Regions from separate parts of the Homo sapiens genome. Here region 1 is linked to region 2. Evidence: chromatin loops called from intact Hi-C (ENCODE). Cell type or tissue: PC-3. All regions are shown on one strand. Each heading gives the region's core, and the rest is flanking DNA. Links, peaks and the distances in the headings are about the cores only.

Evidence for each region. A loop is a pair of places that touch in the nucleus more often than their neighbours do. Peaks named below come from ENCODE experiments on the same cell type or tissue, not always from the same donor. Only the 100,000 strongest peaks of a DNase experiment are listed, where the experiment ranks them.
Region 1: a loop joins it to region 2, with 4 times the contacts of the local background. A loop is called at or near these places in 6 of 110 quality-filtered maps.

The regions. Positions count from the first base shown.
Region 1 is chr10:29,860,958-29,866,337 of GRCh38, forward strand. LOC107984173 (a long non-coding RNA gene) reads left to right here and starts at 60. Exons shown (of 3, transcript XR_001747288.1): 1 at 60-254; 2 at 761-854; 3 at 1,283-1,541. LOC124902402 (a long non-coding RNA gene) reads right to left here and starts at 2,069. Exons shown (of 2, transcript XR_007062100.1): 1 at 1,915-2,069; 2 at 943-1,378. RefSeq lists an enhancer at 557-1,756. In PC-3, for the core only: no CTCF peak of the experiment used is centred there; a DNase peak (open chromatin) is centred at 2,214; H3K27ac peaks cover 1,212 bases.
Region 2 is chr10:29,755,418-29,760,797 of GRCh38, forward strand. No RefSeq gene overlaps it. Among named protein-coding and RNA genes, the nearest start is that of SVIL, 120 kb to the left of the region's middle. In PC-3, for the core only: no CTCF peak of the experiment used is centred there; DNase peaks (open chromatin) are centred at 2,334 and 2,714; H3K4me3 peaks cover 1,190 bases; H3K27ac peaks cover 2,880 bases.

The sequences.
Region 1 (5,380 bases), core at 332-5,331, 110 kb after region 2:
CAAAATCAGACAACCTTTTCTTGCCATAGTTGGAAGGCGATATTCCTGCAGAAGAAAAGTTAAAAAGATGCAACTTTGCTGGCTTTGAAAATGGAGAATAGGCCATAAACAAAGGAATGGAGCAGCTGCAAGGAGCTAAAAGACAAAGAAATAGATTTCCCCCTAGAACCTCCAGAAAGGAATGCAGCCCAGCTGATGCCCTGATTTTAGTCCAGTGCAACCTGTGTTGGACTTCTAACTTCAAGAACTGTAAGGTAATATATCCGTCTTGTTTTGTTTTTTCCTTTTTTGAGATGGAGTCTTGCTCTGTTGCCCAGGCTGGAGTGCAGTGGTGTGATCTCGACTCACTGATTCTCCTGCCTTAGCCGCCCGAGTAGCTGGAATTATAGGTGCCACCATGCCCAGCTAATTTTTGTATTTATAGTAGAGATGAGGTTTCATCATCTTGGCCAGGCTGGTCTTGAATGCCTGACCTCAGGTGATCCGCCTGCCTCAGCCTTCTAAAGTGCTGGGATTACAGGCATGAGCCACCGTGCCTGGCTACATCTGTCTTAAGTCACAAAGTTTGTGGTGATTTGTTATAGCAGCAAAAAGCAACTAATATACAGCTGAAATTATATAACTTTCCATTCATCAATTTCATGACTTATTGTAGCTTTACTAGGTATTTAAAAGCAAACTCTAGTATAGTATTTTTAAAATTCTAATATTTTTATTGTTGGGTCTTGCATCCTTGTTTTCTTCTCCTCATTTATCCTAGGATGGTAGGACCTACAGATTCTTGATTAGATTATAGATGCAAAAAAAGAACCTGGAATTATTCCCCAAGAAGCTCCTTCTTCTGAAACCAAGAGGTGAGGAATGCTCGTCTGCTCCAGGACATGCTCAGTGAGATGAAAAGCTGTATGCATGGGAGTTGGGCCATGAAGTGCAAGACGCAAACCCTTGAAATCGTTTTTAATGAAATATAAACATTGAGTTAGCATGAGGGCCACAGTTTCTGGGTGGTTGGTTCTAAGTTTGGCAATCAGGACATAGAGGGAAAATTCTCCTGCTTTAATGGCCTCCAGATGTTCTTTTGGTCCCAACTGAAAATTTCTCATCATTTATGGTTAATATTTTTGTCAGCAGCAGAGTTTTGTTGTAATGTCTCCAAACTGGTGGTAGTGACCATTAGTCATTAGACAAACCCCAAATAAGGGTTTAATCTTGGGGTCACTTTAAGTGTTCCATTATATTTCACTTAATGAATAGTCATCAGAATGTTCTGTTTGTACAACAGGGGACTACATGATTCTATCTGATGACAACCAGTCAGTGATCTCAGGTATAAAATGCAATGTCCTATTGTAACAATGGCTGGCATTACACCCAACATCTAGAAGAAAAAAAACAATGATGTCAGAAGGCAGTCATCTGGAGTGAATAAAAGGCAAGAGGCTTATTGCAAATTCTAATGCACTTCATCATAGAATTTTAATTAACTATTCCATTCACACCAATTGGGGACTATTAAAGCAGTCGTTTCTGAGAAGCAATCTTTGGGAAATTCAGGTAAAAAAAGACAACTTCTGTCTTCTGGAACAATAAGGTTATGACTTCCTACACCTAATAAAAGGTGACTATATAGCCAGGCGTGGTGGCACGCGCCTGTAATTCCAGCTACTCAGAAGGCTGAGGAATGAGAATCGCTTGAACCCGGGAGGTGGAGGTTGCAGTGAGTAGAGATCGCACCACTGCACTCAAGCCTAGATGACAGTGAGACTCTGTCCCCCACTCCCCCCACAAAAGTTATCATGCAGGATCTGCCCTGGGATATAGTTTAATTATGTAACATAGTCTGAAAATAAGCAAATTACTTATATACATGCTTTGATCTTTCTCTATCTGAGGAATGGGAAGAACATAGTTTACCTCTCTAGAAGTCGCTTCTGAGAATTGTGGTCCATGCTCCATTCTGAATCCACAAGGAAAGGCCTTCACACTATACATGGCAATTGCCATTAGATATTGTCTTCTGGTTATGGCGCAATGGGCTGATTGCCTTAGTTATGTCAGAAAGGTGTTTGAAGAGCCTATTGTGACTTGCCTGGTTTTAAAGGCTTGAGTTATAACTGGCTAATAATACACATTGATACTGTCTGCAGCTTTTAACAAGTGTTTTTTGTTTGTGCTTAATACTTATCAGATGACTAGGTAATTTTTGAGGTTGACTCACCAGGGCATTTGGTTTCATGGGTCATTAGGGACCTGAATTACAGGCCCTTCACAACACTTAGCAAGTGAATCATACTGAACAATAGAATCTCTTTTAACCTTTGTCTTTTTAAAAATTAAATGATAATAAATCATTCGACCCTACATTAAATCTTCTCCTCTCCTCTCCTCTCCTTTCCTTCTCGACAGGGTCTTGCTCTGTTGCCCAGGCTGGAGTGTGGTGCAATCGTGGCTCACTGCAGTCTTGAGCTCCTGGGCTCAGGTGATCCTCCTGCCTCCTGCCTTAGTCCCTCCTTCAGCTGGCACTACAGGTGTGCAACACCATGCCCAGATAATTTTGTATTTTTTGAAGAGATGGGGAGGATCTCTCTCTGTTGCTCAGACTGGTCTCAAACTCCTGACCCAGATTGATCCTCCCACCTTGGCCTCCCAAACATAGCCTAGTACTCTAGGAGTTTCCCTGCTTGCAGAGAGGAACAGTGCTTTGCTAGAACTGTTAGAACAAAGAAAAGATGACTGGGTGCGGTGGCTCATGCCTGCAATCCCAGCACTTTGGGAGTCTGAGGTGGGCGGATCATCTGAGGTCAGGAGTTCAAGACCAGCCTGGCCCATATGGTGAAACCCCGTCTCTACTAAAAATACAAAAATTAGCCAGGCGTGGTGGTGGGTGCCTGTAATCCCAGCTACTCAGGAGGCTGAGACAGGAGAATTGCTTTAATCCAGGAGGCGGAGGTTGCAGTGAGCCGAGATTATGGTATTGCACTCCAGTCTGGGCAACAAGAGTGAGACTCCGTCTCAAAAAAAAAAAAAAAATTAATTAAATTAAATTAAAAAAAAGAACAAAGAAAAGATGTTACCACGAACTCTAAAATGGCACACTTGCAGATTTCTCACTGGGGAAGATGTCTCGTCTTCCTCGTGTTGTTCCCGTTTTCTTTCTCATCCAGGGTCCGACAGGGATGACATCAACAGAAGCTCAGGCTAGAAGGAAGATGAGGTAGCAGTGGGCCTGGTCTGCCCCAACCCCCAGGAGTGACTGGCAGCACACATAGCCTGAATCGACAAGATTTTAAAAAAACATATATGTTTTGGTTTTCACAAATTCTCCCACCTGTTGGTAAGTACTTTTGAAAATTTAAATCATAGACTCATTCTTTTATGACATTTTCCAACAGACGTTCCCAATATAAAATCTCAGACTACCCTTAACTTCCTCTGAAGCCCAGGGCTCATTTGCATCTGTAATTCTGACATCTACCATCTTACAGAGGGTTCTGTAATTACCAAGGCAATGAGCACAAGTCCCTGGTTCTCTCGGCAATCCAACCCTCTGAAGCAAGAAAATGCACCCCTCTGCCAAGTGAGGGTCTGTTTTTCTCTCCTTAAAATCTGCATGAAATAGTTTGCCAATCCCAGATGATGTGATAAGACGTGGTGTGATGCGATAAAAGGGGTAACCAGCACTTTGGGAGGCCGAGGCAGGAGGAACACCTGAGGTCAGGAGTTCAAGGCCAGCCTGGCCAACATGGTGAAAACCCGTGTCTAGTAAAAATACAAAAATTAGCTGGGCATGGTGGCTGCCACCTGTGATCCCAGCTACTTGGGAGGCTGAGGCAGGAGAATCACTTGAACCTGGGAGGTGGAGGTTGCAGTGAGCCGAGATTACTCCGTTGTACTCCAGCCTGGGCAACAAGGGAAAAACTCCATTTCAAAAAAAAAAAAAAAAAAAGGTGGGGGGGATAGCCAGGAAGAAGCCCTGTTCTAATCCCGAACAGCTCTTTCCCTTGTCCACCCTGTTTCAGATCACATTGTTTAAAGCAACAATAATAATAATAATTATAACAACAGAGAAGAGAACTTGCGCGAATTTACTTTTATTTTATTTTTTCTAAGACAGCATCTTGCTCTGTCACCCCGGCTGGAATGTAGTGACGTGATCACAGCTCACTGCAACCTCTTCCTCCTGGGCTCAGGTGATCCTCCCACCTTAGCCTCCTGAGTAGCTAGGACCACAGGCATCTGCCACCACACCTGGCTAATTTTTTAAAATTTTTTTGTAAAGACAGAGTTTCGCCATGTTGCCCATGCTGGTCTTGAACTCCTGGGCTCAAGCTATGTGCCTGCCTCGGCCTCCCAAAGTGCTGGGATTACAGGCGTGAGCCACCACACCCAGCCTCAGCATTTGGTAAGCCTTGAATATGTGCCAAACACTCTGCTAAGCATGTTACATTCATTATATTATCCAATCCACAGACTAACCCAAGAGCAAAGCACCGTTAGTATATTCATCCTATCGTACAGATGGGCCTGGGACAGCTAAGATAGTTGCCTTTTGGGTTGAGCGTTGTCCTGTTTCTTCTCTTGCTTTTAAAATGTATTTATTGATTCTTTCAACAAAGATTTATTGAGCACTTATTATGTCCCAGGCCCTATTTAATCTTTATATATTCTCATATATTGATGAAGATGTCATGAGCTCAATAAACTGCTTTGTTCTAAGAGAAGAAAGAAGTTTCTGTAAAAGCAGGGGCTTCTGAGAAAAGAGGGAAATGTGAACTTCAGACTTCAGTGGCTTCACACACTTCTGCCCTGAGCAGTATTGATAAGAATGCAGTCTCTCAGGTTGAAGTATGTCACTTTCACCTTTTCAACTGGGTGGGGAGAATGATATCTGGGGAATGTGAAGTGTTTTTACTGCAGGCTTTCTGCAAAGACCAAAGGGAGAGATAGGGCCTGAAAAATGATGGGGAATTCCCAGATCTGAGAAAACTCGTTAATAAACTTGGAATCCTGGTGCCCCCGTTTGAAAGGGCCTCGGACGTCTCTGAGTCCATCCCTTAGACAAGCTCTCTATTGGAAGCAAGATGTCCTATTAACAAATGTTAATTTGTTAAACAGACTACTTCTGCCTGCACACACTTTGAATGCAGGGGAACTCTCTCTCTCATGAGGCAGCCGATTCTGGTGCTAAACAGACTGTTCTTCCTCATACCAAGCCAGGAATCTACCTCTATGTCCACTCATGGGTCCCAGATCAGTCCTTGGATGTCATGAATACTAATCCGGTCAGGAATAATAAGTCATGAACAATAAATCTGGTATTTCTTTCATAGGAGCATTCATCTCTAAAATCAGAAACCTTGTTTCCACTAAGACTTTCTTG
Region 2 (5,380 bases), core at 319-5,318:
TGTTTTTATCTTGCCCAAATTCCTATCTAAGGGGTCTGGAGAGTCATCCCCCACAAGCCATAATTCTCATCAGATGGGTTTTATTTGACCCTATACATAGTGACTTACTTTCCAATCTGACTCTGGCATAACGTTATAAGACAAGGAAAAAAATCAAAATATTTAATCCCAAACCATGTTTTTCTGCCATGTCTTGAAATGGCCCTGCAAAGCCGTCCTTTGTAGGGGAAAATCTGCATCTGTAAAGAATCTCTATTAACATAGCTAGATCTTTTTCTTCCAGGCCCTCCCAATCCTGAGATGTTAACTAAATGTCTAGCACCTTTTAAAGATCTGAATAGGAAACATTTGTTATCTATTGTCTTTAAGGGCAGCCACTATGAGACTTTGAAGGAACCTCAGGTCTCCACAATCTTTTTTCTTAATCTGAACATTTCCTTTCTATTGATCCCAGGTCTTTAGACAAACTCAACCAATTGTCAATCAGAAAATGTTTAAATTTACCTATAGCCTGGAAGCCACCCCCTGCTTTGAGTTGTCCCACCTTTCTGAACCAAACCAACATTATTTCTGAGTTATTTGATTGATGTCTCATGCCTCCCCAAAATATATAAAACCAAGCTGTACCCTGGCCACCTTGAGCACATGTTCTCAGGACCTCCTGAGGGCTATGTCAGGGGCCATGGTCACTCATATTTGGCTCAGAATAAATCTCTTTGAATATTTTACAGAGTTTGACTCTTTTCATCGATACATCCCGTTAAAATGTTTAAAATTAAAAGGACATATCAAGTTCAAAGCCAGTGTTGGCAAGAATGCAGAGTAATGGACCTCGTGGACGTTGGTGGTGGGAAACTCACATTGTGAAATACTGTGGAAAAGTTAATGATGCACTTTAAGAAATACATCCAGCAATTCTACTCCTGATGTTCACCAAAGAGATGAAAACATGTCCACAGAGAGACGTGTAGACAAATGTTCATAGAAGCTTAATTCATAATAGCCAAAAAGTGGAAACAACCCTAATTTCATCAGCAGGTGAATAAACAGACTGAGCTATATTCATACAATGAAATGTTAGCCTTCAAAAACAGAACAAACTACTGATGTACACAGTGACATGGGTGGATCTCGAAAACATTATGCTGAGTGAAAGAAGCCAAGCTGACAAAAGACTATGTAATGTATGATTTCATTTACATGAAATTCTCTAAAAGACAAATCTAATCTACATGGACAGAAAGCAGATCAGGGGTTGCCTGAAGCTGAGAGTGGGAGGGGAATTGGCTGGGAAGCAACACAAGGGAATTTTCTGGGGTGAAGGAACTGTTCTGCATCTTGACTGTAGCGGTTGCTTACTTGAGTATATACACTTGTCAGAACTCATCAGATGTACATTTTTTTTTTTGAGACAGAGTCTTACTTTGTCACGCGTGGCTTACTGCAACCTTGAACTTTTTGGCTCAAGGGAGCCTCCTGTCTCAGCCTCCTGAGTAGCTAAGACTACAGGGGTGCACAACCATGCAGGGATAATTTAAAACAATTTTTGTTTTTTTTTTGTAGAGATGGTGTCTCGCTATGTTGCCCAAGTTGGTCTTGAACTCCTGGCTGCAAGCAATCCTCCTACCTCAGTCTCCCAAAGTGCCGGGATTACAAGCATACATTTTAAATGGTGGTATTTTATTGCACTAAAATTTTACTTTGATAAAGTTGATGAGACAAATTGTGAGTAAAATACATATAAGGAGTAACAATTTATGGGAAATCTCAATCTGCAAAACAGGCTTTCCTCTGCCGATGCCCTGTGGACTTGGTGGGAGACCTGGCCGGCATCCACTCTCTCACCCATCTTGAGACCTCATTGTTAGTGCTAAGTCATGAGACAAGCTAGGAATTCTGTTTCAGCTCTTAGTTGAGAGACTTTCCCTCCTCTTCTCAGCCCTGGTATGATTTCTCAGGCTGTCATCTCTTTTTCCCCCACCTTTCCAGAACTCCTAGGGATTTGAGCAGCTCATTCTTGCCCAGCCCACTTCTCACTGGAGGGCCAGGTCTTTTCCAAGTTCACGGAGAGAGAAGTGAACTTTTACCTTCATTTGCCCTCTTTTTCTCTTCTGCTCACTACTTTTTCTGTCTAGGCCCCCTAGTCATGTCCTATTTCTGCTGGGCTCTTCCAGACCTTCCTGCCCACTCAGTTCTTCACTTCCACCCCCAATTCCTGTCCTAATGTCACCGTGGCACAGCTCATGAGAAGTTTCAGGAGCTACCCTTTGATTTCAGAGTGACTCAAGGACTCAGGAAAGAGGGGATGACCCCAAATGAACCAGCAGCCAACCAGACAATGCCTGGTGTGTTAAGGCTTTTCAGTAAGCACTTCCTTCAAGGAATGACAGTTGGCCTTGCCCCAAAAGAATCTATTTAAATGTGATTACACTTGTGGTTTCTTCTTATTTCTGCAGGACAGAGTTGAAACTCCTCAGTGGTGCCCACTGGGCCATCACACTCTGGTCTTTGCACATGCCTGGAACCCCGGCGATCTCTTGTTTCTCCACCAAGGGAACTCTGCTTGTAACACTTTAAGCCTCAGCTGAAAAGTGGTCTCCTGGGTGAAGTCTCACCTGTGCACCCACCTGAGGGTGAGTCAGCTCTGCTCCCCTGGCTCTCACCGCGGCTGTTATAGCATTTACCGGAGTCCCACAGTGACTCATTTGTCCATCACCCTCCCGACAAACCTTCCAGCTTCTGAAGGGCAGAGACAGCATCATAATCATCTTTTATAACTCCCGTGCCTAGTGCTACTCCCAATCCCTAGTAAGCATTCAAATATTTCTTACTGCAGTGCTTGGGACTGTCATAAACACAGAAACTGAATAAGGCTTCGTGTTTCCATCGCCTGGAACTTGCAGGCCAGAAGGAGAGCTAAAACACTCATATAAGTGTAATGCAAGGTAAAATGGGATGTAGGAGGCACTAGTTTGAATATTGGGTAGAACTAGAACTGCAAGGGAGAAAGATTCAAGTTAGAATAACTGGCACAGAAGTTTGCATTTACCTAACAAAATTGCTAATTATTAGTGAGTGTCTTCTCTGTGCCAAGGACCAGGTTAAACATTTTTTTTTTCTTTTAGGACCAGGTTAAATATTTACCTCCTGTACTAGTTCCCTGTGACTGCTGTAAGAAAGTGTCACAAATTAGGTGGCTTTAAACAGAGAAATTTGTTCTCTTATAGTTCTGGAGGCTAGAATATAAAGTCAAGGTGTCAGGCCGGGCACAGTGGCTCACACCTGTAATCCCAGCACTTTGGGAGGCCAATGTGGGACAATTGCTTGAGGCTGGGAGTTCAAGACCAGCCTGGTCAACAGAGAGAGAACCTGTCTCACGCCTGTAATCCCAGCACTTTGGGAGGCTGAGGCAGGCAGATCACGAGATCAAGAGATCGAGATCATCCTGGCTAACATGGTGAAAACCCATCTCTACTAAAAATACAAAAATTAGCTGGGCGTGGTGGCACACGCCTGTAATCCCAGCTACTGGGGAGGCTGAGGCAGGAGAATCGCTTGAACCCGGGAGGCGGAGGTTGCAGTGAGCCGAGATCGTGCCACTGCACTCCAGCCTGGCAACAGAGCGAGACTCCATCACAAAATAAATAAATAAATAAATAAATAAATAAATAAATAAATAAAAATAAAAAATAAAAAATGAGCCAGGCATGATGGTATGCACCTGTAGTCCCAGCTACTCAGGAGGCTGAGATGGGAGGATTACCTGAGCCCAAGTTAAAAGCTACTGTGAGCTGTGATCATGTCACTGCACTCCAGCTTGGGTGACAGAGCAAGACCCTGTATCAATCAATTAATCACTAAATAAAAATGAGTGAAAACCAAATTAAGTCCAGGTGTCAGCAGGGCCATGGCCCTTCTGAGGGCTCTAGAGAAGAATCCTTCCTCATCTCTTCCAGCTTCTGGTGGTGGCCACCCTGCTTGGTATTCTTTAGCTTGTGGCTGGTTCACTCCAGTCTGCTGCCTCCTTCATCACATGACCTTCTTCTTTGTGTATGTGGACATCTCTGTGTGTGTCCTCCCCTCTTCTTATGAGGACACCAGTCATTAAGTTTAGGGCCAACCCTAATCTGATAGGATCACATCTTAAGAAAGTAAGTCTATCAAGACCTTATTTCCACATAAGGTAATAGTTTGAGTTTCTGGAAGGACATGAATTTGGGGTGAACACTAACCCACTCCGCATGCATAATCTGATTTAATATACATCACAACTAGATGCAATAATCATCCCCATTTTATACATAAATAAACGGAAATGCAGAGAGCTTAATGTTTGCTCAGGGTAACATGTCAGGAAGTGCCAGAAATTCTGATGTTAGATGGTTTTATAAGGTTATCCACTGTGATCTACCACTCTTAAGAACTTTTACAAATGGCCAGGCTCGGTGGCTCACACCTGTAATCCTAGCACTTTGGAGGCAAAGGCAGGCGGATTGCCTGAGCTCAGGAGTTTGAGACCACCCTGGGCAACATGGTGAAACCCTGTCTCTACTAAAATACAAAAAAAAAAAAAAAAAAAAAAAAAATTAGCCAGGTGTGGTGGTAGGTGCCTGTAGTCCCAGCTATTGGGGAGCTGAGGCACAAGAATTGCTTAAACCTGGAGGCAGAGGTTGCCGTGAGCTGAGATCAGGCCACTGCACTCCAGACTGGTGACAGAGCATAACTTTGAGTCAAAAAAAAAAAAAAAAACTTTTACAAAGCTTTTACAAATTGTGAACTATATCATTTATTTAAAATAGTATGTGTAAAATAAGTGTACAAATTAAAGAATATTAACAACATAAGCATCCATGTTAGTTTATCAGTTCATTCATGAATTTGTTGTCGTTTAAGCAACTCCTTTGTGCTGAGGTCAGCATTTTCCTGAGTGTGCTGCTGAATACCCTGACCTGCTTATTTTAAATGTGGACTTCTGAACCCTTCACAATGTCAATGGAGTCAGCATCTCTGAGAAAAATGCTCAGGGATTTACATTTTTCATAGTAATACCTGGGGGGTTTCATGCAAAGTAAAATTGGAATATCATAAGTGCATATACAGCTTTGCAAATGGAAGGGGAAAGGGTCACCTGGTTTCTCTTCCAGCTCTATGAATTTAGAGACATCGTCTGGTCTGTCTGTGTCCGGGGAAAGGAATAGTCTTTGAGATATTTATGAGGAAGAAAAGGAAGCAGAGTGCCAAGCCCCACAGGGAGTGGTTTTGTCAGTTGCTTTCACCGCAGGCTCTGAGGAGGGGAAGGAATCCCAGGATGAGGCCCTCAGGAGCTTTTATTTATTTATTTATTTATTGAGATGGAGTTTCCCTCTTGTGGCCCAGGCTG